Linked DNA regions of Mus musculus: region 2 is linked to region 1. Evidence: chromatin loops called from intact Hi-C (ENCODE). Cell type or tissue: left cerebral cortex. All regions are shown on one strand.

Region 1 (2,500 bases):
AGAGAGAGAGAGAGAGAGAGAGAGAGAGAGAGAGAGAGAGAGAGAGAGAGAGAGAAGAGGATTGGAAGAGAAGAAACAGAGGAGAGGAGAAAGAGAAGAGACAGAGGAGAGAGGAGAAAGAGAGAGAGGAGAGAGTTTTTTCACATTCTTAAAACCATCCCGGGCCAACTCTAAAGACTGTTTTATTGGCACGTTTTCTTGCTTCTATCTCCTAAAAGAATGCTTTTCCAACTGCCCTTTCAACAGCTGCGGAGATCGAACGATTTCTAAGGTTCAGTTGGAAACTAGAGGATATTTTAGCATCTTAACTCGTCCCTGCAACTGTCTTTGCCCCGGTCCCTATCTTCTGAGCCCAAGGCTCAGAAGTCTCTCAATATTTGCAGACAGATCTCCAAGCTGTACCACTCGCACCAACTCACTGTGAGCATCCTGCACGCCCGCTTGTCACCCGACACCCGCACCCCGGCCCGCGGCAAACGCGCCGTGCACGCACCGGACCACCCGAGCTTACCTTCCCGGGCTTTCAGCAAGACCGTGTTGGCCACGATGTTTTCCAGCTCCATTGACAGTCGGCAGTCAGCGAGGGAGCCGGCCGGCTGTGCTGTCAGCGTCTGGGGTGATGCCGCTGCCGCTGCCACTGCTCGAGCTGCCGCCGCTGCTGCCAAACCCCAGAGCAAGCAGCCTGCCTGCTACCGCATTATTCTTTCTCGGAGCCCGCGGAGTTTCCCCCTCTGCACCGAAGAGACGCCGCCGCCGCTTCTTCCTCCCTCTGTGTCCCCCCTCCCCCCTCCCTCAACACTTTCCCCCCCACCCCCCACCCTCCGCGCGTCTCTGTCACTCCATTCTCCTCCCCTCCGGCTCCCTCGGATGCTTTAATGCTTCGGATGCTTCAGCCTCCCCTCGTTCCCCTCCCGGGGGTGTGGTACTCCAGGCTCGAGCCGCTGCAGCGCGCAGGCGTCTGCCCGGAGGCAACTCCCACCGCGCGCTCTGAACGCGAGGAGTGCTGGGAATTGTAGTCCCGCGTCTGACGGGGCGAGGGCTCTATTGCACCGGGACTGTGGAGCAGGACTGCTGCCGGTATGGCGCTGAGCCCAGGCGGCCCAGCCTCGCCGGCAGGAGTCAAAAACGACTCAGCCAAAACGAAACCCCCACTCCTGGAGCGCAGAGTCCCTTTCCTGTCCCGCCAAGATCCGAGAAAGCGGAAAGCACAAGCCAAGGCGGCAGAACGCTGCTGTGGGAGGCCCAGGAGTGAGCTGAGACCCGAGCGAAGGCGCGCTCCTGGGGTTCCGCGCGGCCCGCCGTCTGCCGCTCACACGCGCCAGGTCTCTGACAAAGGTGCACTTTGTTTCCGGGCAGCAAGGGGTTCGGCCAGCCCGGGGCGACCTGGCGGCCGCTGATCTCTAGGCACGAAGTATGCGCGCCCCCTGGCGACGGCGCGTCTATGGGAACCAGAAGGCAGGCGCCTGGGACTCTCGGGATCCCCACGCACAGAGCAGCTTCACTTTGCAAGCCCGGGAGCCCAAAACCCCAAGATTTTCATTATAACCAAACATATTGTAGTCGAATTACTAAAAACACATAAGAAATCGAATCTTCTGTGGAAATGTTGATGAGTAACAAGCCAAGCCAGCATGAAAAGGCATTCAAATTCCAGGCTTGTTTATCTTGGAGCACTTGGCTCCTTACACTTTCAGAACCTCGGACTCCAGATCTGGTCCCAGCTCCTCTTTCCCCAAAACTTCTAATGCTGGGAAATTAGCTGTCCGGTCACCTGGAGTCTTTCGAGGAGAGTCCTAAGAGCTGGGGGCGGGGCTGCCAGGTCCCAGGGAACAATGAGGCCTTTGCCTCCTCTGGGCCTTTCGGGCCGGATATCCGTTCTGAAACTAGTCTGAGGCTTCTGTGTCCAAGAGAAGGAAAAGCCGGCTGTCCCCAGAGCAGCCAGGAAATAGGGAGGGGCCTAGAGAAATGGAAAACAGTCATTAAGCATTGGAGCTAATGGTGTTTTAAGTGTGGTTACCAGACTAGTGCTGGTTCTAACAGTTAGTGATAGTCTTTTTCCTAGTGGGTATATCTGCCACCACCACTTGCCTAGTGTCTGGACTTGGATCAGTGGGCCTCACTTGTCTACAAGAAGAGTTAAGTTTGCTTGTCAGAAGACAGAGAGTTGAGCAAACAACTTGAGCACCTGACAGCACAGGAATTACTACTGTTCTAAGCAATCTAAACTTAGACTTTACTACAGACTCTCATTCCCAGAGCCCCAACGTGTGATGAAGGAATCTCTCTCAAAAAGAAAGTTATATGTAAGTACACTTTAGCTGTCTTCAGACACATCAGAAGAGGGTGTCACATCTCATCTCCTTATGGATGGTTGTGAGCCACCATGTGGTTGCTGGGACTTGAATTCAGGACCTTCAGAAGAGCAGTCAGTGCTCTTAACCACTGAGCCATCTCTCCAGCCCGTTTATTGACTTTTTTCACCATTTTTTCCCACTTTTTT
Region 2 (2,500 bases), 210 kb before region 1:
TGATGTTTCCTGTATAAGGCAACCTAGTTGAAGGTCAGACATCTGTTGCTTATTAAAAAGTGGAATTCTTCTCCAGGTGAGAGAATTAGCCTCAGGCAGGGATGAGCTCCCTAAATTGTTTATCCAATACAATGTGGTCAGCCATGAAACCATATACATACAACCAACAAAAATGGACTTAGCAACATATTTATTCATGTTTTTAACAAGGGAGAAGTTGGAAGGAAAGTTTTTGGCAAGGGGTGGATGGAGGACAAAAAAAGGGGAAATAATGTAATATCTTTTAACTAAATATATACTGTGGTGGATTGGCCTGATGTTTGTATTCTGATGTTACATGATGAACAGTCCATCATGTACTCAGGTGATGTCATGCAAACCTTCTCCCCATTTTAACTGATCAAAAAAGGCAAAGGAGAGCATGTGATTGAACAGTGGAAGGGAAAGATGGGACTGAAGGTTTGAGAGTGTAGACAGAGAGAGGTTTGAGAGTGTAGACAGAGAGAGGAAGAAGAATGAAAGGACAGAGGAAGAGGAGGGAAGCCATGATGGACCAGATGGAGAAGTCTTAAGTAGCAAGGGTCTCATAGCTGGGTAATAAGTTAGTATAGTACTAGATCTGACCAATCAGGGCATATGGCTTATAATTATAATAAATGGATTGTGTGTGTGTGTGTCTGTTTAATATGGGCTTATTCATTGGTGCACCTTACTTTGGGCTTAGAACCAAACTAACCTCAGATAAAAGCCTAACCCCCACCCCCAATATAAACAACTAGGGCTGAGTTCTACAGTTGAAGCAGGGTGGAAATTAAACACCACTTAGAGTGGGTCTAAGGGGTGCCACAACACAGTTGGGGTTCCCTGAGTCTAAAGAGGGACCAAGGACCCTGGGGCATGATTGCCTATGAAGCAGCCTTCACAGCTAAGGGTCAAAAGTTGGACAAAAACAGCAGCTAATTTTCCAGAGCCTTCTCACAGGCACAGCAGGCTGATGCAGGCATCTCCAGCCAAGCAAGCCCTCCCATGCTCACTTTCCCATTATCTCCCACGTCTAAACAGAACACAGGACAATCAGACCCACTCTCCCGACTACTTGCACTCTAGGCTGCCTGAGATCGGTGCACAGGCTGCTAGCTACAACCCAAACAAAAGACAGAGATGTCTCAGAAGCACAGAAGCTACTGTTAGCCCCTTCCTGAAAATAAAAGAATTGGAGAGGGCTGTAGTGTCATTAATTGAACACCAGAGGGAGACAAAGGTACAAGAAACTCTGGATCAGGTAATAAGAATTATAAATTTTGCATACACTAGCAAGAGTTTGCTGAAAGGACCCTGATATAGCTGTCTCTTGTGAGACTAGGCCGGGGCCTAGCAAACACATAAGTGGATGCTCACAGTCAGCTATTGGATGGATCACAGGGCCCCCAATGGAGGAGCTAGAGATATTACCCAAGGAGCTAAAGAGATCTGTAACCCTGTAGGTGCAACAACATTATGAACTAACCAGTACCCCGGAGCTCTTGACTCTAGCTGCATATGTATCAGAAGATGGCCTAGTCGGCCATCAGTGGAAAGAGAGGCCCATTGGTCGTGCAAACTTTATATGCCTCAGTACAGGGGAATGCCAGGGCCAAAAAGTGGGAGTGGGTGGATAGGGGACTGTGTGTGTGTGTGTGTGGGGGGGGGTATGGGAGACTTTTGGGATAGCATTGGAAATGTAAATGAGGAAAATACCTAATAAAAATATTTTTTAAAAAGTTTATCTGGTTAGTACACAACAAAGACAGTGGATGATAATCACCCACAAAATTATCAAGAATTTGAATGGCAACCCATGGATGTGTTAGAACTGAGAAAATTTAAAGGAACATGTCACTAATTTTGGAATGTACCTGTCACTCGTGAAACAAATCTTGACTTCTTGGGCAATTATAGAATAATGCCCCAGGACTGGAAGGATATGGTAAAAACAATATTAGAACCTGAGTCATATTTACAATGGTTCTCATAGAGAAGATAAACGAAGGAAAAGAAGCACAACAAAGTCAAGTCAGAAGTATAATTATTTCTAGAGACCAGCTGCTTGGTAAGGGTTGTTTTGCTGAGGTAGAGGTGAAGGCTGAATATGATGAAGAAACCTTGACATTTGTCACTTGGCAGCCATAAATGCCTGGGACAAGGCCGTGAAAACAGGGAAAAGACTTGAACCATTTTTCTCAGGCCATGCAAGGTCCAAAAGAAACATTCCTTGCCTTCTGCAAAGGTTGAATTCCACTGTAGAAAGTATATTGGACCCATTAGCAAGAAAGGCACCAATTGAGTCTTAGTTTTTAAAATTTCAAATCCTGAATGCAAAAAAAGTAATCAGACCACTGAAGGCAAGGTCAGCATCAATAGATAAGTGGATTAGACATATATTTGATGTTAGACCTCATGCATCTTATATGACCTTAATAGGAGAAGCCACCACTAGAGGCCTTGAGACAACCCAAAATCT

The links. Peaks named below come from ENCODE experiments on the same cell type or tissue, not always from the same donor. Only the 100,000 strongest peaks of a DNase experiment are listed, where the experiment ranks them.
Region 2: a loop joins it to region 1, with 5 times the contacts of the local background. A loop is called at or near these places in 40 of 42 quality-filtered maps.

What each region holds. Positions count from the first base shown.
Region 1 is chr19:60,888,643-60,891,142 of GRCm38, reverse strand. Grk5 (G protein-coupled receptor kinase 5) reads right to left here and starts at 1,394. Exons shown (of 16, transcript NM_018869.3): 1 at 512-1,394. The coding sequence starts at 563. In left cerebral cortex, CTCF peaks have their summits at 1,210 and 1,420; DNase peaks (open chromatin) are centred at 952, 1,410, 1,798 and 2,223; H3K4me3 peaks cover 1,792 bases; H3K27ac peaks cover 2,170 bases.
Region 2 is chr19:61,096,646-61,099,145 of GRCm38, reverse strand. It overlaps a transcript of Zfp950 not described here. Among named protein-coding and RNA genes, the nearest start is that of Zfp950, 43 kb to the left of the region's middle. In left cerebral cortex, a CTCF peak has its summit at 1,225 (motif pointing right); a DNase peak (open chromatin) is centred at 1,238.